Linked DNA regions of Mus musculus: all the other regions are linked to region 1. Evidence: chromatin loops called from intact Hi-C (ENCODE). Cell type or tissue: left cerebral cortex. All regions are shown on one strand.

Region 1 (8,000 bases):
CAAACATGGATTTAAAAAAAAAACCCTAAACCAAAAATTAGGAAGTTGCTTATACATAGAAAAATAACAAAAAACAAAACCTTTCATCATTGGCAGTGGTAATGCACCCTGCAGTTCTGACCCTTGGGACTAGGAGGCAGAGTAACCTTGAGCTGTAAGTCACCCTGGACTACACAGCAAGACGCCGTCTAAAACAAACAAACAAACAAACAAACAAAAAACCCTTTCATTTCTGAGATGTCCACAGTTACCTTAATTCACATTATTTTGATGTGTGCCTGGCAGAGGTGATTCTGTTTTCCCTTATATGATGAAGTATGTATCTGTACATTTGATTTTAGATAGCTACTAAATTTACAGGAAACGAGGTATAGTCATTTTCCTAATGTTGTATATCTCTACTAAAGACTTAATGCCGTTCACAAAATTGTCAGCTGGGGTTGTGGCTCAGTAGGGAAGAGTACTTGCCTAGCATGCCTGAGGTCCAATGTCACGTATGGCAATGTGTTGGCTCATACCTGTAATCCCAGCACTTGGGAAGTGGAGGCAAGAAGACCAGAAGTTCAGCATCATACTCAGCTCCACAGTTAGTTCGAAGCCATCCTCAGCCACATAGAATTCTGTCCCATAAAGGAAAATAGTTATATCACCGTAAATACATGCTAGGAAACTGTTAGTAAAAATTGCCAAGCATCATTTTCAGCTTATCAATCCGATGTTATTAAAATAATTGTAGTAGCCCAATTCATCAGGATATAGAGCAACTAGCTAGCACTCCTTAACATTGCTGCTAAAGAATTAACACATTTATTACTTTTTAAGGGATTTAAATTTTTGAAGTGTTCAAAAACTATGGAAGTAAGACATTTGATCTGCCATCTTCCTTTTGTTCCAGAACCTAGACCTCTTTACCCTCATCTCTACCTATCTATTCCCAAGCACCCCTTAGGCTTCCCAAGTCCAGGGATGGATTCAGTTCCGGTCAATTCCACAAGGCTCTTCTATGAGATCAGCCACCCAGTTCTGATAAAGAAGCTCCAAGAAGTTATTGGAAGGGTCATTCGGTGTCCATCAGAGTCTTAGTTATAAAGCTTTAGGGCTGGAAATACTACCGTCTGGGCATGTAGCTAAGTTCCTGTCTGTCATTCAAAAGCCCTGGGATTGAGTGATCGTCAACAGCACATAAAGCTGGCATAGTATAACAAGTCTGTCATTTGAGTCATCCCTGTCCAGGCAGAAAGATCGGAAGTCCAAATCACAGCAAATTAGAAGCCAGCCTGGGCTACATGAGCCTCATTGAAACAGTAAGTACAAGAGAAAGGAAACTAGAAATACTAAAATGTGAAATAAACTTGTTCAAACCACAAGATTGTACAGCTGATAGAAGGGTTGTTGCAGGACAAGTAGGCTGAGTTGGGAGGATCACAAGTTCAAGGCCAACCTAGGTAACTTAGTAACTTTCCTTGACACACTTTGAGTCACATGCTGGCCTTTTAACCTCATCACTAAGGCAAGGAGTTGGGTGACACAACTGGTTCAACTTCAGCCAACTTGGTCAAACTCTTGACCAAGTGTTTGGGACCAGGAAAGGCAAGACCGGACACACGGACACTTCTAATTACATAGCTAGAGGAGAATCAGAATCCAGGGAAGGGGTCAGTTGTGCGCAGGAGAAGGCAAACATTAACTACGTTCACTTAATGCCAGCCCAGGAGAACCCTGCTTCCTTAGTAATGCGCGTGTGTGGAGGGGATGGGAGATGAGGGACTGGGCACCATAGGCCCCTAATGCTACCCTAGGGGAATAAAGGGACAAGTTCACCAAAGTCAAAGTTACAGAAAGGAGATTGGTGTGAGGTTTTCCACGTTTCCAGTTTAATGGAGTGGTTTTGTGTTAAACTGGGTGTCAATGTTTTCCTTCTGAAATCTTCAAATCTCCATAAATAGCTGCATGAAAAACACTTTTTGGTCACATAATTTTGCCTAAGAGTTTACTTAGATTCAGCACTCTTAAAACCTGTGTGTTCCCTTAATTTCCTTTGAGCTTTTGAGTCATCACAATGAAGAGTTCTCCAGTTATGGCAATGGGCGCACGGGGGGGGGGGGGGGGGGGAGTGCTTCTGGGAAGGATGAGACCAAAGGATCACGACTGTTTTCTGAAATGAAGTTTTGTTCCAATGAGCAACACTTGCATCCCAACGCCTCTGCCTTGTTCTGCTTCCTTTGTCAGCACATCTCGGGACTTGTGAACTGTGCCTCTGGGCCTAACCCATTCCTTAGAAAGTTTCTGCGGCTTATTGCTATTGACAGAGCAGCTCCGGCTCCCGACTGGATTAATGCATCTGTCTGAGCAGGTTTTACTGCCCAGGTTACCGGTGTTCCGATAACACCAAGACACGGTGAACTGGCTGCCCCACCCACAAACCTATCGTGACTGCGGTCCCCGGGTTGTAAAGTGGACGGCGGCTCCGCCCTGCAGCACCTGTGCCCCCAGCACGAAGTGCGTGCTGCTGGGAGCCGGCGGGTCACGCAAGCCCGGGCCTCCCGCCGCCGCTCGCGTGCGCTCCCGGGGCTTCCTGGCCGCCCAGGCTGGCCTTGCGTGCCGATGGCGCCGCGTAATCCGCGGAGGAATCCTATTCCGGACGCCTTCTCTAGCCGGAGGGGGTGCCCTGCTCCTTAGCCGGCCAGGAAGTTTCCGGCTCGGAAGTTGCAAGGCACACGCAAGTCGGCGACAAGGACAGAACAGGCAGGGAGGACGGATCCCGAAACCCGGAGGAGCTCCTGTAGACATGGGACAGGGTGGCAGCTGTGCGAGTGCAGGGGGCAGGGGGAGGGGCTGAGGATCTCTGAGCACCAGGATCGGGCGGGGAAGTTTCTGTCCTTGTGACCTTTGGGGCGGGATGGAGGTAACTTGAGGAATGACAAAGGGAATCGAGGGAGGTCGTGGCGACCTGGCCGGGTTTATCTGCAGCTCTGGCTCGCTGCTCTGAGACCCAGGGGCGTGCATCTGGTTACGCCGCGTGCAGGCGACGGGAAGCGCGTGTCGTGAGCAACAGCGATGAGATCAGTTTGCATAACCACAGCGTCGGGGTGGGGAGTGCAGCCAGTCACGCAGCCACCACCCGACCCGGCGCAGACTCTGCCCGGGTGGCCACGGCTGCCCCACGGGATTCGGGTGGCAGGAGCTGGGGTGGTCCTGCCCCTTCCAGGCTCCGGCCTTCTGAGGCGTCAGAACTATTCCAAGGGAGTGGTGAGGCAGTGGGGGGAAGAAAGCCACACAAAGCGCAACCTGCAGAGTTAGCAAGCGGGATTCTATTAGGCAGCTTTCTAGTCACACTGAAAAAACCACTGTGCCGAGTAGGTAACTTCAAAGACTACTATCATGGAAATCAAAGATCATTAAAGGGGGCCTTTAATTTGTTTATACTATTTCGCTAAGCAGTCCTTCGGATGTGTGCGTGAAATTTAATTTATGCACTCAAGTCTGGAGTCCTGGTTTAGCAAAGGAAATAATTATGAATTCAGCTAAGCGTATGGGTACAAACGGATTACTTAAAAGAACAATGAACTGGAAAAAAATTCCAGCTTCTAACTAACAAGGCCATTACATTCAGCTTTTCACGGTCTTGAACATCTTGAGCAGGCTCAACAATACGTGGCGGAAACTTCTAATTAAGCATTTTAAAACGCTAGCATTTACGCCAGGAAAACGTCAAGAATGCCTTATGTTATAGACATGTGACTACCATCTACACATAGACTAAGTAGTGTATCTGGCAGTTTTGTACTTCAGGCATCTTCTTAGTATACTAGCAGTTCACTGGTAGGTCAGTCAGTTATGAAGTAGGATTAAACACCATGAAAAATCGCAACCTGGAATTTCGAAAGACTCTTCTGCAGATGTGACGTTCACGTGATGCGAGTTCACGTGATGCGACTTCAGTAAAGACGAACCTAAGTGCCTAGCACACAGCATCAAAATAAAATCTTGGATGAATGAATGAATGAATGAATGTGTATGGGATACCCTCTGATGATTGCAGCTCTGCAGTAAGTGAATCATGCCTCTCTGGTAAAGTGTAAATTAGACTCCCAGCATTCCAGGGCGGCGGCAACTTTTACCTACCACAGGTGCTTTGAGATGTTTATAGAAAGAGGGCATATATTCAATTATTACAAACTGTTCAAAAAAACTAAAAAAGTATAATGTTTAAAACTGTGATGTCAATTTTATTTGATAGGGTTTATCAAGCACTGACTTATGGAATAAGAAGCTGAATATATCATTACATCAAATATTTGACTTACAGTCAAGTTTTTGATCAGTCTTTTGATTCATAGAATCTTAAAGGAAAGAGACCTTCCTGATATACTTTTCTGCTGCTTCATGCCCGGGTATCTAGGATTAGAAATGTATTAAATCCATTGAGACTGACTGTGTGAGGGATTGTTAAAGTTGGGCGTCTTGCAGACAAAACCGATTGCTCAATGTGTAAATGGTCTCTATTGAAATGCAAAGCACGGAAGGAATACTAATGCCTTGCACACATCTTTGTGTAAATGTAAAAATCTTGTCTCCTTTTGAAGCTCTCAGTAGAGGACCTTTGAGAAGAAAAGGACAGTCAACAGAGAGGAGCTTTCTGAAATGGAGCGGAAGCGTCAGACAATGCAGTTAGCCAATTTTGACTGGAATCAGAAAGCAGATACTGTAGCCAATCTCTTCCATTTAGAAAATTATAAAGCAGGGCAAGGATTTGACTCAGTAGTGGAACACTTGCACTGTGGGTGGGGAGCTTTGGGTTCAAAGTCAAATCTAAAATACAAAACAAAAAGCATATGATACTATCTGTCTTTCTTCTCTTCATAGCTACCCTAATTTTTCTTAATGTCCTCTGTCGTCACTTTAAGGCCAGGATCCTACACTGTTGTTCACATTACGGATTGCATGCTGACACCTGGAGAGGAGGCGAATAGGAACTGATCTCCAGTCTGACAGAGACGTGTGCTTTTGCATCCTCCCGACAAGGGAAGTCTCTCTTGATAATGTGAACAAAGGCACCTCGAGGCTTGCAGCAGAGTGATTTGTCCTCTGGAACAAATCTGCTCCTTCTGCTGGTTGATTTGTATTTAGTTCCCAATTGCATTTAATAGTGTTGCTCTGCAAAGAGGGGGAGGAAGGCATTAGGACTGGAAATGTGCAGGGGCCCAGGCTGATGGAGCTGTGCATCGAACGATGTCACCTTCCAAGGTCTCATTATGAATTGCCGCCCAGGCAAGACAGTATGTGTAGAACGTTCAATAAAGAGCAATGACAGGGCAAACCAGAAGAGCCTTAGCTACCAATCCAATGTCTGAGCCATGCGTTGCACTGGGGAATGATAGTCAGTGTGCCTCAATCCTTTGGCTGAACTACTTGGTGGGATCTGCTATCGGACGATTCTATCTGTGCATGATACATGACCTGCTGCACCTTGAGCTTGCCTTAAGTTTAAAGTATTTTCTTTTTCCTGTTGCAAACATCTCTGAAGCCTACTGACATTGAGTCACAGTCCAAACAATGAGTGGCAGAGACTATTGTGTGGGGATGTAGTGACCTGATTACTTTAAACTGTGGGAACAAGACACAAACAGATGAGCCCCAACAGGACCTTGTGCAATCTTTTCTGGATGGGCCACACCCTGAATGCACCTTAAATCTCCTACTTTTTTTGAAAGTTTAATTTATTGCTTAGCAACTCCAGGAACAGTTAATTTGATTTTTTTCATGATTTAATTAGCATAAAAGAAGAGTTTCTATGTAACTTATTAAAATATGTGCATGATATAAATATATAAAATATGTGGAATTAATGCCATGTTCTGAGAACATAAAATTATCCAACTGAATTAACATCTTTTTTAAAAAAATAGTTCCCGCAGGTAATTAAGGAGTCGGTTTTGTAATTTGACATTTAGGCCGAAAGCAAATAAAACACAGGAAGGGATCTGATTGGTGCATCGCACCGTTCACCGTTTGCTTATCAAGCAAAGATTCCTCAGAGATGCTTTTAGTGAATTTTCATTTTTTTCTTAATTTATTTTATATGTATGAGTGTCTGTCTGCTTGTACATATGTGCACCATGTGTTTGCCCGGTGCCCACAGAGACCAGAAGAAAGCATCAGATCTACTTGGAACTGAGCTGTAGACCACAGTGAAGATGCTAGCAACCAAACCCTGGTCCCCCGCAAGAGCAGCAAAAGCTCTTACTTAACCACTGAGCCATTTCTCTAGAACTCCCTTCCCACCTCTACCTTTTTAACCAGGCCTTGCTACACAACCCAAGTCTTGAATTCATGGCAATTCCCCTGCCTCAGCCTCCTCAGGGTAGATGTTACAGATATAAACCACTACTACTGATTTCCCATGGAGTTTTAAATGTTAATGGTTATCATCTACAAAAGCCTTTGTAGAATGTTGCTTTCAAGGTTTGGTAGTTTTAAAAATGTGAAACAGAACAAAGAGTTTGAGTGAAGTAGTCCATAAACCTTGTGGCTACTGAAAATAAGAGATATGGAGGAATTAAAGCAGTCGTAGAACTCCATACACAAAAGATGCTTTTAAATATGATTCATTGCTAAGAGCAAGTAAATATAATTTATCACGTTGAGACAAATACAGCCTTTAGTCGATTGGTCCTTGTTTGAGGACAGAGACAGTTACTATTGTTTGCTTTCCCAGTACCCCCCTGTGAGTGATAATGGCTTAAGGGAATCAATTATTAAGTAAGAGGGAGAGGAAACCCTTCAGAACTAACTACTGGGCAGTATAGTCCCCAGGCCTTCCCCATTTCTCTCTTGATGAGTGCCTGCCAGCTCGTCCATGCTTTACGTGAGCAATAAGGAAAAAGGAAGTAGTCCAGATGGCAGCATGTCCATCGGATGTCTCTGAAATGAACAAAGTATTTGCAGATGTTTCAACCAAATGGAGGGGCTGGGCTATACCTAAGCCATAGGAAACAACTTCCACACCTTGAGGCTACTACAATAAAGGTATCATCACTCATCTGGACAGGATTCCGCTGGAAACTTGAAAAGCACTCTAGGTCGGAATGCTGCATGGATCCAGACTTGCCTCAGGAATGCTGCCGGTGCTCAGATCTGAGTATCGAAATTAATGTGATTTGTAAAAATAGCCATCAGGATCATTGCTTATCTGGAAATCAGATCCTTTAATCACTGTAGACAGAGCTAATGAAAGTAGAAGAAACCATCATTGATTTTGAGAGTCGTCTCCTAAATTAGTTGGCCTTTGGCTTTTGGAGAGCAAAGTTCAAATTCCAGTTCCTGTTTAACAGGAAAATAAGTCAGACGCTAAGGAGAGAATCTTGTGGACTGAAACAGCAGGACACAATGGACTTCTGAGTCTCGAAGAAACCTTCTTTTTGAGAGTTGCTGAAGTCATTTCCCCAAATGAAATATTTCTCATGGTACCTTTTAAATTGCTTTAGATGGTTTAATTTTTTTTTTTGTCCTGTCTTTTTTTTTTTTTTTTTTTTTTTTTTTTTTACTTACTTGGTTTTAAAAGTATTTGTTTGTCTTTAGATTTCATTTTCGTCGTCCAATGTAAATGTTTATATTTTTCTAATAAGAACCGTCTACAGCCTACTGTTTTATGCAGGCAATGTTCTGGAGTGTCTGCAGCATATTAGCCCGCTGGCTGGCTGAATATGGGATGGTGGGTGCTATGATTAGTGCGCCAACTCCTTAATATGATGATGCCACACAAAGGCATCTTCAAAAGTGCAATTCTTTAGCTTTGTGTCCCAGCCACAGGACAGTCTGAGACTGTTTTCTCTGTCCTGATGTAGTAAGAACTGGAGGAACGTTTCGCTTTTCGGTAAGAAAGAGCTTGTTTTCCAAAGCAATGGGAGGGAATACATAACAACATTGAACTTGTTCCCTACAAAGACTAAAACGTAAAGATAAAAGACTCAAGTGTAATGTTGCTGTGGACACACACA
Region 2 (8,000 bases), 74 kb after region 1:
AAGTAGTGGTCAATATTCGTGTGGAAAGGAAGATTCATTCCAGCTGCCTGAACAACAAAGTGAGGCAGAAGGAAGTTTTATTCATTTATTTGTTCTCTTGTTCAATGAAATAGCCTGAATTGCTCTGGTAGGAGAGTCTGTCTTGAATCAAAAATGGTTTGACCAAATCACAACAGGAAATGGCTCTTGTTACATCCTAGCTTGCTCTGGCTCCTATTGGGCAAATAGAGCATCCTTTCTGTACTCCTTTAGCTACAGATCCAGCAGGTAGCTGTCCTAAGGGGCCCTGACACCTCACAGGTCTTTGTCTTTGGAATGTTTATTCTGAGAATTGTCTCAAGAAAGATGAGTGTTAGGTTGTTTTGGGGTTTTTTTTTTTTTTTTTTTGCTTTTGTTTTTTGTTTTTTGGAAAGGAAAGGAAAGGCACAGTAAGCTGGAATCCTGTCTTTAAATGTAGCTAATTTCTATTTAATTGGCCAGTAACTGCATTTAAAATAAACACCAGTTGGTAATCAAAAACAGGAGGATAAAGACTGAGCAATTGTGTAAGCAAGATAGAATTACTAAGCCAAAACAAAGTTGGAGGGAAGTGCAGAGACACACTGCTTCAGAGAAAACACAGGAGAGGAGAGACAGCTGTGGGCTCACAGACCTCGGAAAGATGAGCAGCAGCTACAACCGTTGGCGGAATGGATGCTAATCAGCAACTGATCTCCAGTTGTAAAGCATCGGTTCCTTTATTAAGTAAAAAATTTAAAACACTCATAAACAGCAGCTTTAAAACCGTCATGCAAAATGAGCTGGGCACACCCTGGTGTATCCCCAGAGACAGACAGAGAGATTGCATGGAGGTCCAGGAGACTCTTTGCTGAGGGCTGGCTTCTGGGAGTATAGTAATTCTGAGATTACTTCCCTCCAAGGAGCAGAATGTGCCATGGCAGAGCAGAGAGGGGCATGCCTGAACTCTGTGCTTGCTGCACCACCCAAGATGCACAGATGTGTCTTGCACAGGCTCATGCCTATAGCTGTTCTGTTTGGCACTGAGAGAAGAGCAGAGAGGAGAAAGGAAGGGGATGGTGACAGTGCCTTGGGAAGGATCTTGAGGACATGAGCAAGTTCTTCAACTTGAATCTCCATCACTTTAGGTTACACTTAAAAGCCAGACCTTCGCCTGTCCCATCTCTAAAAGGCTCACTGTTTGTCTCCCTTCTAATTAGCATGATTTTTCCCCCTTGAACACTGGGGTTGATTTTCTTTTTTTCCCACAGACAAAATTCACATCCCTGCTTACTGTTTGGTTCATTTGGAAGCAGTACTTATTCATCAAAGGGACTAAAAAGCCCTGGGAGGTTGAGTTCGAAGAAGGACTACACATGAGGGTCACAGTAAGTAGGCACTTCTCATCAAATCAGCTGCCCAGGGATGCTAAAGAGCTTTTTAAAGGGGAACTAATAAGGTCATTCAGCATCTACTGGCTTCTACAAGCCTTAGCTAAATTAGTCCTAGCATACAATAACCCTGTAAGGTAAAATAATGATTCCTGGTATTTTGAAAGCAATCAGTGATCCACGAAGAGGGAGTTAATGTCCCCCAGAACCAAGATTAAAACCGACACATTGAGGGAGGTTCCACTCCCTTCCTGTGATCGAAGGCCAGCTTGTTTGTTTCCAAGCAGGACCTTGGGTGAGGCGCACTTGCTCTGAGAATCCCGCAGCCACTGGAATGGCTGGCCCCTCTCAACTGAGTTTGCTAAGCACAGTCCTTTTCTAAGGCTGAGGGAATGCAGGTTTTGACCGCTGAGGCTGTTGAGACGGTTTGCTAGTTACATATTCTTGTAAGTTGTCAGGAGTCAGCTTTGTCTACATCCCCTTCCCCCCACCGAACACACACGCACGCGCGGACTCAAACCCTGGGAGGGCGGCCCTGGGCCACCCACACGCTGGCACACTTGTGTACGTGGAAGCCAGCTCGCTCTCCGCATTAGCTGTGGTGTGAATTCTGAGTCACATCTGCACAGCCGGAGAAGTGAAAGACTGTAATTTACATACACCCCAGTTCTTGTCGTTAAAGCGGAAGATCTCCGTGTTAAATTCTTCCTTTCAAGTGATTACTCATCATCCAATTGAGGGGAAAGCCTGGGCTATCACCTAGGAAAGCGATCTAATCCAGCGAGTTTGTAGTCGCTGGACGAACGCAGGAGGCCTCTTTCTGGTACCGTCTTGGGGAAGGTGGGAGAGTGGATGGTAGAGTCCCCTATCCGCCCCCCCCCCCACCCTATTCCACCCCTCCCCTCCACACCAGGCTTCCTGAAATTTTTAATTCAGAAAAGGAGTACCTCGGTTCCTGTGTATTGGGTAGGAAGTTGTAAAACAGAACACACTCAAAAATAAGCATTAAGAGTGAGCTCCAGGACAACCAGGGTTACACAGAGAAACCTTGTCTCAAAAAAAGCTTTAAGGCTACACTGAGTCTGTCCACAGCAGGAACCGCCGGCCACTGCGTTTGCATAACGGTAGTGTCCACTCTCTTGTATCCTCTACAGGAAGTGCTTGGTCCATTCCACTAAAAATGGCTGAATATTTTATTGACTAAAACCTGGGGGATGGAACTGCACATAAACATATCTGGAGGGCCGATTTTAGTTGTGTTTATGTCTCATGGTTGGAATCCCTTTTAACTACATATTTTAGAGACTTGGAACAGCTCTGAAATTCAGACACTTGATGAACAACAACCACAGACGTGTCACAGCAACATTTGGACACTTTGAAGATGGTGGCAGGGACTTTAGTGGGGAGGCATGAGAGAAGAGATTTTTTTTCTTCCTAATTATGACACTTTAGTAGCTGGGTACAGACTTCAAAAAGCTAGTACAGACAGAGCAAAATCGTACTGTAGAGCTCCGTTGGAAGGATTCGTCTGCCAGCCGTCACGATGTGGAAAGTTCATCTTTTCATCTTATAAGTAAAAATATCCCTCGGTTCCCCCATTAGTAAGGGAGGGTGGGAAAAGGCATGCGCACTGCACACACTCTGCAGGCAACTCTCTTCAGGGACTCCAAGGTCCTGTGGCCTGTGAAAGAGGTGCCCTCTGCCCAGGGCTCTTAACTTCACAGGGATAAGCTTTTCACCCAGCTGTCCAGGGAACAAAGGGCATGTTTCATCTGCCTACACCCACAGCCCCCTGGGTGGGGCAGGGGGTGACAGTCCAATGCCTATCACATGGCCTCTGGCGCATAAAAGCTTTTAAATAATTCTGATTTTGAATATCAAATTGACATGAAAAGTGCATTTAAGAAGAATAGGCATGATCCGTGCTGAAGAGCATGCTCTATGCAAATAAGTTGGGCGGTCACTTGCTCATTTATAGTCCTGGTTCTCAACTTAGGCTATGTATGGTATTGCTTGCTCTAAAATCCTGATACCCTATAGCATTCAATCAACTACACTTCCCCCCCCCCTTTTGCCCCTCTCCCTCCCTCCTTCTTTCTGTCTCTGTCTCTCTGTCTCTCTCTGTTTCTCTCTTTCTCTCTCACAAACACACACATACACTCAAGAAAGTAGGATTTAGTCAATCTAGGGTAACATAGGCATCAGTATTCTTAAAAGCTCTCTGAGTGCAATCAAGACTGAAGTGTGAGCCGGGTGGTGGTGGTGCACGCCTTTAATCCCAGCACTCGGAAGGCAGAGGCAGGCAGATTTCTGAGTTCGAGGCCAGCCTGGTCTACAGAGTGAGTTCCAGGACAGCCAGGGGTGCACAGAGAAACCCTGTCTCAGAAAAAAAAAGAAAGAGAGAGAGAGAGAGAGAGAGAGAGAGAGAGAGAGAGAGAAAGAAAGAAAGAAAGACAGACAGACTGTAGTGTGATTTAATAGAGCTCAAGGCCTCTTTTTGTCTAGCTCTGGACTCTTTTTGACTCTTTCTTTCCCTCCCACACTCACCCTATCTTAGCTTTTCTTCTCTGCATCTTCCTTGTCAACCTCAGTCAGCAGTGACTCACTCCTGGATCCTGGATCCCAGAACACTGTGTACACATCTTAACCAGAGCATCTTCTCACATTGCATTAAAGACACAAGCAAATAGGTCAGCCTGCTCCTCCTGTCCAACAGAATGTGGACCCTTTATAGTGTCTGCAGGAAGCATGCAAAATATTTAGCAGGACACGGGAGCCTATTGATTGAATGTGCAAATGAATGAATGTCAATAGTGCATATTATTGCTGCCTTACCTTACCGATCCCAGAGTTCGAAAGCCAGCCCCCTCTGGGAGACTCAGAATCAATAATGTGGAGGTGGGAGGTCTCCATCTTGCTACTCAAGCTCGCTCCATAGATTAGCAGCATGTACATGATACGAGGCTTCTTACATGTGCTTGACATCTCAGGCAGTTCATATGCAAGTTACAATTTCAGTGATATTTCCCAGTAACTCCCAGAGGAGTCCTATTTAGCCAGTCTGCCAACCTTGGTGTTCTAGACCTCTGTTAAACTTGGTAGACCCTGAGGTTGCTTCCTATTTCTTTCTTTCTTTTTTTTTTTTTTCGCTTTTCCCAACCTTCAAAACTATTTCTGTTCCTTGCCACCAAAAGCATCCGTTCATATCTGAACTTCTTACAATTATTCAGTCAGCTAATATTTGAACATTATTACTAGGTGTAGTGATTTGTATATGCTCAGCCCAGGGAGTGGCACTATTAGAGAGTATGGCCCTGTTGGAGTAGATGTGGCCTTGTTGGAAGTATATCACTGTGGTTGTAAGCTTTAAGACCCTCATCCTAGCTGCCTGGAAGCCAGTATTCTGCTAGCAGCCTTCAGATGAAGATGTAGAACTCTCAGCTCTGCCTGTACCATGCCTGCCTGGATGCTGCTATGTTCCAGCCTTGATGATAATGGTCTGAACCTCTGAACCTATAAGCCAGCCCCAACTAAATGTAGTCCTTATAAGAGTTGTGTTGGTCATAGTGTCTGTTCACAGCAGTAAAACCCTAACAAGACACTAGGTCTTATGTTAATTAAGAGTATCAGATATATTTTCTCATCTCTTCAGGAGATATATACAGTAAATATCATTCCCATTTTGGGGAGGGGGGGCGGTGAAGGAAGAGAAGTTTGGAACAACTAACTGATCCATGACATTAAACAGGTAGCATGTAGTAAAGTTTGAATCTGAACCCAAAGTCAGAATATTCACTAGAGTAGTCTTAGGTGTGGCTTTAAGCGATCACATTTCCTAGTTGAGCAGTTCTCCTTCACAGTCTTAAAAATACTGAGGATCCTAAAGGGCTCTCATTTGTTTATATTCTGTCTATAGAAAGACTAAAATTTGAAAGAGGGGGCTGGAAAGATGGCTCAGCAGTTAAGAGCACTGACTGCTCTTCCAGAGGACCCTAGTTCAATTCCCAGCACCCACATGGTGGCTCACAACCATCGGTAACTCTTCTTTCAATGCCCTTCTTCCAGGCATCCAATGCCCTCTCTGGTCTCCACGGGCTTGGTATCTAAGTATACACACCCACACACAGACCTACACAGACACAGAGAAGCATACACATAATACAAAATCAATAAAGATAAGTAATTTAAAAATAAAACATTGAAACAGAAGCTTCAAATTTGATTTTCTTTAAAAATAACTTTAACTTCATTAGTTCACGCTAATATAAGCAACAGTCTTCATTTAAAAACCACATTTTCTCAACCCAAATAAAATAGTGAAAATAGTTTCTCAACGTTATTTCTCATTTTTCCAAGTTTCTAACATCTGTGACAAAAGCAGATAGTTGAGCTTGTAACTCAACGAATATTATGCTTTTTGTGTGTGCATCAGCATGCAGTACATGTACCTCATGCAGGGTTCCTGTGATATACATTACAAAAAGGCTCTACTCCTATAGGCTAAGGTGAACAATTTTCACGGCTTTGCCAGGGACATTTTTAATGGATTTGGCAGGGTTTTTTGTTAGTCTCCTTGTTGGGGGGTTGGGTTGTTTGGTTTTGTTTGTTGATGTCACCAATGTGTGCCAGTGGAGAACTCTGACTATTAATAGTTTGGTCCTACTTCCTTGTGTGCAAAGGTATTACCTTTTTTTTTTAATCATTGCTATTACATCATCAGTGCAAGTGTCGACACAGCCACAAGCATAAAGGGCATTCTAAGGCTCTGGGACTAGTTTTCGTCTAATGGACCACCTTAAATAACCCAGAGCTCCCTTGGGATTTGCAAGGTGACATTCAACAACTGCTGTCCTGCAGTAGACTTTTTGAGGCTTTTTTTTTTTTTTTTTTTTTTTTTTTTTTTGAGACAGGGTTTCTCTGTGTAGCCCTAGCTGTCTGGAACTTACTCTGTAGACCAGGCTGGCCTCGAACTCAGAAATCTGCCTGCCTCTGCCTCCCAAGTGCTGGGATTAAAGGTCTGTGCCACTACTGCAGGGCTGTTTGAGGCTTTTTTTGTTTGTTTGTTTGTTTGTTTGTTTGTTTTCGAGACAGGGTTTCTCTGTGTAGCCCTAGCTGTCCTGGAACTCACTTTGTAGACCAGGCTGGCCTCAAACTCAGAAATCCACCTGCCTCTGCCTCCCAAGTGCTGGGATTAAAGGGGTGTGCCACCATTAAAGAACATATAAACACCACAAATTTCTGTAGGCACCTGCAAGAGACAGGATTCTGGGTCACAACACCACCGGGCTCTGCACTGTGGGCAGTGTCACGTCTGACTCAGTACTTTGGCAGCTCGCCATTGACAGCAGGCTCTTCAGAAGTCTTCGGGTGCTGAGCTCCTGTGAAGCCTCAAGACAGAGGGCCTGAGAAATGGCTCTACCAGATAGGTGTTGCTTTATAGACATCTTGGTAGCACCAGGAATCCATGGCTACCTGCTTTATTCCCTAGTCCAGCATGTTATGCAATCTAACAAGGCTTCAGCTTAGAATGCACTAGTTATGCAATCTGATTCTGTTTGTCACACTTAAAATATTATCAGTGAAATCATCTCCATTCAGCTTTTTACCTTGAGCGGGTTTTTTTTTTTTTTTTTTTTTTTTTTTTTTTTTTTTTGACACTACTAAGTAAGGAAAGCTGTGTAGAGTTCCCAGAGGGCATGGAGGACTTCTCAAGCCATCTTCCTCCAAGGTAGCCATCTTGGTTATATAAAGTAGCAACTCTGGGCTGTTTTACTGAGCCAGTCTCCTCTTTCAGAAAAGAAAAAAAACCAAAAACCAAACCAAACCAAAACAAAAACCTATGCCCTTGAGCCAGAACAAATGCCCTTAGGAATAGGATTTTCTTTTCTCTTTGTAAATGGAGAAAAATGAAGGTAGTTAGCCTGACTCCCTATGGTGGGAAAATGCTTTCAGCTCTTCCACCTTGCTGGGTTCTCCTCACAGGAGACACTGGCCCTTGGCTCCCCGTTGTACTGTGGAATTCCCCCCTGACACTACCAGAAAGGTTAAGAAAAACAAAAAAGAATAAAAGGTGGCTCCTGTCCTTTATTAGCAACAAAGCTTGGGGCTAGCACAGAGTAGGGAAAAGGCCACTGGTGCTGCCCAGACTGTGTTTACTGAAGCGCTCTCTCAAACACTCCAGGGCAAGACACACAACCCCTGTGATCCACCTAAACTTGCTCTGAGAAATGATGCCTTCTGCTTCGCTACATGGTTACGAGAAACAAACAAACAAACAAACAAGCAAACAAGCAAACAGTTTTTAAAAGAAGTTAAAACCTGAATGTGGTGGAGGAGGCCACTCAGATCATCAGAGAAATGGCTGTAGGTTCTAACTCTCTATCTGTCCCGTTCCCGGTCCCCATCCCCGCCCCTCCCCCAATACTGAATTTAAGATGTTCTTTCCTTCGGGGTCTGTTTTCATTTTGTTTTGTTCATTTCTGCTTTTAACAGAAAAACAACTGCATTATAGCTTTCCCACCCTCACTTCTGTGGCAGAAGGCGTGGTCATAGACCCTGGGTCCTTGGCCTCTGAATCTTCAGTGTGGATTTAACGAAGTCTGTGCTCCA
Region 3 (8,000 bases), 55 kb after region 1:
TTTTTCATTTATGTGTGTAATGCATGTATATGTAGGTGTCTCCTGTTTGAGACAGCTGTCATGTTAGCATTTAGATAAGCCAAACAGGCCCCAGTCTAGTGGCCTGAGAGTAGGCTTCGGTTTTGGAGGTGTGTGCAGCTGTCCCAAATCCCAGGCCTACTATTTTTCAGGCTGTGCGTCCCCAGACAAGTTAGCTAAGTCCACTTTCATCACCCATTAAATACTGACAACCGTTTCCAGCTTGTGGTGGGGCTGATGAGGTACTTTGTGCTCAGGGGCTAACAGTGTCTCAGTGAGCAGTGAGGAGCCCATGAGGTAGACAGGTATTCAATAGATGTTGATCCCTTTCTTCTTTCGTATCCCCAGCTTGTAGTAATAAGCCATGGGCCATCACAACCCCCATGTGATCTTAATTCTGGCCCCAGCCACTACATAGCTTTACTTAAAATGCAAAAAATGGAAACTAAGAGGTTAAATTTTAAGGTCACTCCCTGACTCTTTTTGTGAACAGGCAGAGGAAACTTGAATAATGTCTACGGCTGTTTCAGTCTTGGAGAGAGTCTCCACCAGGGAAAACACTCTTGATAGGTCTGGTTAATTTCCTTGGCATTGCTGTGTGGCTAATAACCTCGGAGTTTAAATTCTAAAATAATCATTAAGAACAGAGAAATTGCCTATCAATTACTCGCTGGATTGCCCCACTGCCTACAGTTCAGTGATTCCTCACAGAGCCACTGACACTTCCTTCGGATAACCTACTAATTCAGCGAGTATATACCAAGCCTTGGCCGAGGACCCAGCAGAGTGGACGTTGAAATGGCTGTGAGTGATGGGACACAGTCCCCGCCCTCACTCTTGCACGGGCCAAGGTTATCCAACTCTTCCCACTAGCGGAGAGGTGACTCTCCTACCATGCTACATTCCCAAGAGGTCTTTTACTCAGACAAAAAGGCAATGTGTCAATAACTCCGGAACTGTCTAAAAATAAGAACTAAAGGAGATCTTTTCCCAGAGAGCTTTCTCTCATGGATGAGTAAGACTCACCTTCTTTGTGTTGACTATTTCAAATTGCAAGAATAATACATGCTTGAATTGCAATATGATAACTTCCCATGAAATGAGACCCCTCCCCCATCTTTACTAGAGATGAAAGTGCATCTTAACATCCATACTTTCATTGTTTCCCCTAGGTAGCTACAAACATTTATATCTAAACACTTACCCATTACTTCTACTATTTTTTTGTTTATGTGTGTAATGCGTGTATATATAGGTATACGTGCGTATACATATGTGGAGGCCAGAGATCAGGTTCAGTGTCTTCCTCAACTGCTGTCCATCTGATATTTTGAGACAGGACCTTTCACTGAACTTGAAACTCATCAGTTTAGTTAGACTGACGGGCCCACAACACAGGGCTCTGCCTGTCTCCAGCATCTGTCTTTTTAACTTGGGATATGGGGAATTGAACTCGGGCCTTCATGCTTGTGAGGTAGGTACTTTACTGAGTCATTTCCTTTCAACATCAAATTGGAAAGTCTCCTTAGTTTTGGGCTTTTTTGTTGTTGTTGTTGTTTGTAGTTTTTTCCTTTAATAAAAATGTTATTATCTACTATCTATCTATCTATCTATCTATCTATCTATCTATCTATCTATCTATCTATTTATCTAAAGTATATGAGTGTTCTCTTGTGTATGTGCCACATGTGTGCCTGGTACCCATGAAAGTCAGAAGAAGGCATCAGATCCCCTGGAACTGGAGTTTCAGATAGTTGTGAGCCACCATGTGGGTGCTGGGAACCGGGTCCTCTATAAGGGTAGCCAGTGCTCTTAATTGCTCCAACCCAAGTTTTTTCTTTGATGACATTACTAACCAGATGGTCCATGCTGTCCATTTTTCCAGTAATGACCTTGATATGTTAATCAATATGTTTTAAGTTCTTTGGTTATTCCAACATCTATGTCATATCTAAAGCTGGCTTTGGTGGCTACTGAATATCTTCACAGTGTATCTTTCTTTTTCCTTTCTTTTTTCTTTTCTTTTAGTATAACCTGAAATCTCTGGCTAAACACCAGGTACCTGGTTGTACCTATAGTAGGTTCTGAGGTAAAACAAGCCTTTAATGAGCATGTCTACTAATCTGGCTTACAGCAGAACTTCACGTAGAGCTTGTATAAATTCCAAATGATTCAGATATTTTAGTGCCCTTGTTCCTAACTCCTCTCTTAGCCTTGGCTCTCTCTGCCCCTCAGACAGTGTCTGGCGCCTACATTTCTTTCCATTGTAACCCATTAAAGGGTTGTTGTGAAGTGATAGAGTATAGGGGAGGGGAAATCCTAGAGTTTTCTGACCCACCCTGAGATGTCGGTGGCCTGTATTCCAGGAGTTTGGCCTTCCAGGACATCTACTGATAACAGTGAGGGAAGGAGCTAGTGAATTTGCAGATGATCAGATAGAAATTTCCCAACCTGCAACACAAAAGAATAAAGAACTAAGAACTCCAGAACCTTTAAAAAGCTGCAGATGGTATCAAAATGGATAACACATACAGAACTGAAACACTGGAAGAAAAAGACAGAAAATTAGGATCACCTATTTGAAATTGCTATTTTCATAGTAAGTGAGGTGTTATCTATCAGACATGTAATTTTCAGCATAAAGTCAATGGTGGCTTTAAAAGGGAGAATTGCCTTATGTATGTTTCAATTTTATGTGCCTGGTTGTGGAGTGTCTCATTCCTTCAGTTAGGAGAAGCTTAAAAGATGCTGGGCAGTGAAAGAGTTAAAGGATTATTTCAAGTTAAGGATGAGTAATCTTTCCAGAGTGCGGGGCGTTGAGAGTAAAAGATACAGGAAACAGCAATAATATAAGAATAAAACCACCTCCAGAAAGCAGGCAGATGGCAAGGAGTATTTTTTACTATAAGATTTGTTTAATGCTGCACATTCCTCCATGCCCTCATTAAATGGATATATATTTATCCCAGAGAACACAGTATGACTGTTAATAGAACTATGACAGATAGTCTTATGTAGTATGAGTCACAGGAGTAGAAAATCATTCATTCACAAGGGTCTCATTCACTGAGAACCGAAACTTTCACAACGTGAGGTGTTTGTGGAATGACTGTGAGTACCACTAGGCCTCTTTTTTTTTTTTTTTTTTTTTTTTTTTGTAAATTGTCAGATTTTTTTTTTCCTAGCTGAGAATGTTCAGAAGTTGCCTATCAGTCATGTGCTGCTACATGACTCACCTGGCTTGAGTTACAACATCTGACCAGCACCACACTCAAGAAGCATTAAGTTCTTGAACATCTGTCATCACATCCAGAGGGTTTCAGGAACCCTTGAAGCTACTAATGCAGTGAACCTCAGCCTTCTGTTTAGCAAGTGGTAGCTTCCAAACAATTGATTAAGCCTCATTCCAAGCATGCTTTGACCTTGTTAACTTGGAACCTGCTTTCTTTCAACCGTATTTAGGAAGATGCTGTTCAGTGGATCTTTTCCAAACACCCAATAGAATGACTTCTTGCGTAGCAGTTTCAACCGCTGAGCATTAAAAGCTAGAGTCTACACAGAGCTCAGGATCTCACAACATCTTCCGTTTGCTTGCCGAAGGAACACAGCGGGGAAATTTCTATCTTAAGTAGCGAAGCTCACCATGCTTCTGGAATGAGACTCAAGCCCTAAAGTGTTCACAGCGTGGTGCAACCGAATGTTTTCTGTCTTCAGGAGATAAGCTGGAGAAGTTTTGTTTCCCTGGCTTTCAAAAACCTTTACTACAGAACATGATGAGGAGAAAAAGGCAAGCCAGACAATTCTATAAGAGGACTTCTTGGGCCAAAGCCCCCTTCAGACAGGAAACTGATGGCAAGTTTCTTCTGTTCTCTCACAAGGGAAGGAGACAGTGACAGCCAGAGTCACTGAAGTAATAACAAAGGGCAGAAGAAGAAATAAAGGTGAAGCCAAATCTTACTTTCTGTCCCAAAATAAGACCATACAATTCTTACCACCACCCACATCCATCCTTTAAATTCCCAAAGTTTGGTTTCCTTACCCAACCATGAAGAATCATGGTCTCTCCAAAGTGAAGAACAGAAAACCTACAACTCTCAGCATTTATATACATTGAGTCACATTATGGAGAGTCCAAATAGCATATGTAGACCTAGTTTTAGGTTTTAAAAACCTATTTTAAGTTGTTCTTCATTCCACATAAATGTTGGGGGCTACTTATCTTTTAATACCTTGTAATTTTAATTGGGTGGCAACCTTTGACCACCCTTGTAGTGATAAAAGATAGTGAATTGTCTTAAAATAAACAATAAAATAAACCCAAAACAAGCTTGCTAGTCTCAGCACCATGGGGTCAGGGACACTCATTAGCCAATGCCTTTCACTGTCAGAAACCAGTTCAATGTCTTTTAGAGAAACTGCTGTGTCTGTGTGGAACTGAAGATGTCCTCTGGTGGGATCTCCTTCCAAGGGCACATGATTCTAGGTAATGGTTTCTAATTTGCCTGAGAACTGATGTCCTCGCACGTTCTGCGCCTACTCTTCCACTGATCTCCCTCATTTTGTTTTGCTTCCAAGAGAACTGAAAGCCACCACTCTGATGTAGCCTCTGGTGAGACCCACACAAAAGTGGTACAGACCTTTCAGGCTCTGAAACACATTCAAGAGCAGAGACCTCACTTTGCTTTTCAGTCTCAAGATCAGTGCGTTTATTGGGATGGTGCTGACATAAAAAATGAAGGAGAACATCTGAGTCTAACAGCTGCACAAAATTTGGACTCGTGTAAACTGGTCTGACATCACACATTCTGCATGTGAGTTCCATGAGTTCTCCACATATGGAGCTAATAGAGTAACATGCAGACAAAGACCCTGTGGTTTATGGCATGATGAAGTCCAGAACTGAAGGAATGAAGCCAGGAAGACTACACTATTTACTGAATGAAGCAGGCTTTGGATAATGTCTCATTCTCACTGAGCTACTTAGTTTCACTAGGGAGATGCCAGACTCGGCCTGACACCAGCAATAAGCATTATGATGGGGCCGTTGGTCTGCACTTGTCCGAAGAGGGAGAGAGATCTTAGAGTTCTTTGCCTTGCTTGCTCCATGGAAAAATGCATGTGGGTGTGTAAACACATTGAAGTGGGGTTAAAGCTGTGCTTCTCCTCACAGACAGTGAGGAAAATGCAGGTAAAAGAAGGGAACACACTGTCTCAATGCAGAGTCCTGGCAAGATCCAGCAATCCTTAGCTGGGAGGTTGGAGTTGTGCCCAGCCACGGTAGCGTTGACCAAATCAATAACACTCCACACTGACCCACAGCTGTAAACAAAAGCCACACATGTTCTCTTTCTTCCACTAAAGACAAGGACTACGAGCACTTCACAAATAGTTCTGTGCTGCTCTGTGACTATACGTGTGGCCTAGAAAACAAAATATGTCCTTATTTAATTTTTTCAAAGGAGAACCAAAGACACTTAAATACCTCTGGGTCAATTAACCACATAGAGGAAGGCTTTTGGAAACTATCCAACAGCACCCTCACCTCCGGTTTGATTGGTCGGGTTGGGTTGCTTTTATCACCATCACTGGCTCAAATCTGAGAGGACATGAGGCTCAAACTCATGTGATAGATTTATTTCAAAGTCAGTGAACTTATACAATGTAGTTCCATCTGCATAAGAGAATTACAAAGTAGAATCAGCTTAGATCACTGAGAGAATTTATATCAGGAATTCAAGGCAGGAACCTGAGGTAGGAATTGAAACAGAGGACATGAAGGCACACAGCTTACTGGCTTGTTGCCCATGTCTTGCTCAGCCTGCTTTCTTATACATAGCCCAGGGGTGGCAATGCCTGTAGTGGGCTAGGCCCTCCCACAACAATCATTAGTCAGAAAGTGCCCCCAAAGACTTGTCTCCAGGCCAATCTGACGGAAATATTTTCTCAGTCAAAGTTCCCTCTTTCCAGATGATTCTAGCTTAGGCAAAGTTGACAAAAACAAAACAAAGCAAAGCAAAGCAAAGCAAAGCAAAGCAAAACAAAACAAAACAAAACAACAAAAACAAAAACACAACTAACCAGCATAGTAGGAAAAGAAGAAAGATACAAAGGAAACAGAAATAGGTAAATTCTCAAAGTATTACTGGAGGTTTTTAGGGCAAAAGTATGGTTTCCCCCAACAAGCTAAACTTGGGCACCCAAACTGATATGCTAATTAAAGAAGCAAGGACTGTGAGGAGAGAGGGAGCCACAGGAAAGAAGGCTTATTGGATGAGATGACACCAGGAAAAGGAATAAATAAAAGGGGGCAGTGACCCCCCTCCAGTTCATCTTGGGGGTACTAGAGTGAGATTTAGGTTTAAATAGGGGGCAAAAGGGATATGCACCATCAAGCAGCTTGGTCAAGGCCTCATCTCATTTATCATTGACCCATCATGGTCTCAGGTAGATTTAACAAGAGTCCTGCAAGATGCGCCAATAAACCATTAAACAATTATCACGGTCTGAAAGAAAGTGGCCCCCATAGGCCCATAGGAAAGTGCACTATTAGGAGGTGTGGCCTTGTTGGAATAGGTGTGGTCTTGTTGAAGGAAATGTGTCACTGTTGGGGTGGGCTTTGAGGTCTCCTACGCTCAAACTATGCCCAGCGTGGCTCACAGTCTCCTTCTGCTGCCTGTGGATCAAGGTGTAGAACTCTCAGCTCCTTCTCCAGCATCATGTCTGCCTGCACACTGCCATGCTTCCCACCATGAGGATAATGGACTAAACCTCTGGAACTGTAAGCCAGCCCCAATTAAATGTTTTCCTTTATAAGAGTTACTGTGGTCACGGTGTCTCTTCACAGAACCTTAACTAAGACAAAGACAACTCTTAAGCTGCTAATCACTAAGGGCGCAGCTTCACTCTAATGGGTAAATGTCCTAATTGTGGGGGCTGGGGCATCTATCCTGCCAGGTTTTTGCTCTTCCTAAAATTCAGGGTGACTTAAGAGGGAAGTGAAGAATCACAGTTTGTCACAGGTTCAAAGCAAAAGTCAAGCCCAGGTTTTCTTCCTGCTTCCAGTTACATTGTGGGCCAAGTGAGGGCTGTGTGCTTTTTACCAGAAGCAGTTTCTAGGTGCCGCAAGGTAAGGAAAGTAATAAACAGTTCTCTGTTTCTGAACAGAAAGCATCCAACATTACCTAGCACCTTATTTTTACTCCCAGTGAAACATAGCTTCATATTTTTTTTAAAAAGAAATCGTTAGAAAAATATAATATGCTATATTTGGTCTTTTGAAACAGTGTCTCATGTAGCCCAGACCGACCGACCTCTAGCTCCATGTCTGAACTTCTGATCCTCCCATTGCTCCTTCCCAAATTCTGGCATCACGGGCCTGCCCTTATTGTTTTATGGTGCTGGGAATCAAACCAAGGACTTTACACACACTAGGCAGACAGTCTACCGAGTGAATTACATCCTCAGCCCAGTTCATAAACACTTTGACTAAAATAGGCCTTTTCTGTGAAAATGAAGAATTCTTGTTATGTTAATTGAGACTTAAGCACAATGGGTGAAGAAGTGAATTTAACCATGCAGTCATTCTCGAGTGCACTTGAAAGCTAGCTTTAAACTTCTGAGTTTGGAGGAATCAGGACAGTCTAGAAGAGCAATTCTCAACCTGTGGGTCATGAACCCCACAGGGGTCACATATCAGATATCCTACACATCAGATATTTACATTATGATTCATAAGAGCATTTATGGATAATAGCTATGAAGTAGCAGTGACCTAACTATATTAACCATAGTATGGTTGGAGGTCACTACAGCATGAGGAAAGGAGATTATTTGTCAAGGAACAAGAAAGGCATATGTGAGGAATTCCTATCTTCTAATCTCCTGGGCCCACTGTGGAGCTTAGAGCCGCTGTTACTAAAGTCAGACAGTCTATTTTGGAGCTCTAGGCAAGTTCTAGAACTTTCTCTAGTTTCCTAAACTGG

What was found. A loop is a pair of places that touch in the nucleus more often than their neighbours do. Peaks named below come from ENCODE experiments on the same cell type or tissue, not always from the same donor. Only the 100,000 strongest peaks of a DNase experiment are listed, where the experiment ranks them.
Region 2: a loop joins it to region 1, with 2.1 times the contacts of the local background. A loop is called at or near these places in 4 of 42 quality-filtered maps.
Region 3: a loop joins it to region 1, with 3 times the contacts of the local background. A loop is called at or near these places in 5 of 42 quality-filtered maps.

What each region holds. Positions count from the first base shown.
Region 1 is chr3:65,654,046-65,662,045 of GRCm38, reverse strand. It overlaps Mir8120 (microRNA 8120), which reads right to left and starts at 2,758; the gene lies at 2,620-2,758. It also overlaps a transcript of Lekr1 not described here. In left cerebral cortex, a CTCF peak has its summit at 127; DNase peaks (open chromatin) are centred at 2,671, 3,067 and 3,836; H3K4me3 peaks cover 1,856 bases; H3K27ac peaks cover 1,365 bases.
Region 2 is chr3:65,580,530-65,588,529 of GRCm38, reverse strand. Gm34924 (a long non-coding RNA gene) reads left to right here and starts at 7,680. Exons shown (of 3, transcript XR_375719.2): 1 at 7,680-7,754; 2 at 7,884-8,000. In left cerebral cortex, no CTCF peak of the experiment used is centred here; DNase peaks (open chromatin) are centred at 2,746, 2,864, 4,005, 6,874 and 3 more places; H3K4me3 peaks cover 682 bases; H3K27ac peaks cover 355 bases.
Region 3 is chr3:65,598,773-65,606,772 of GRCm38, reverse strand. No RefSeq gene overlaps it. Among named protein-coding and RNA genes, the nearest start is that of Gm34924, 22 kb to the right of the region's middle. In left cerebral cortex, no CTCF peak of the experiment used is centred here; DNase peaks (open chromatin) are centred at 2,905 and 3,616.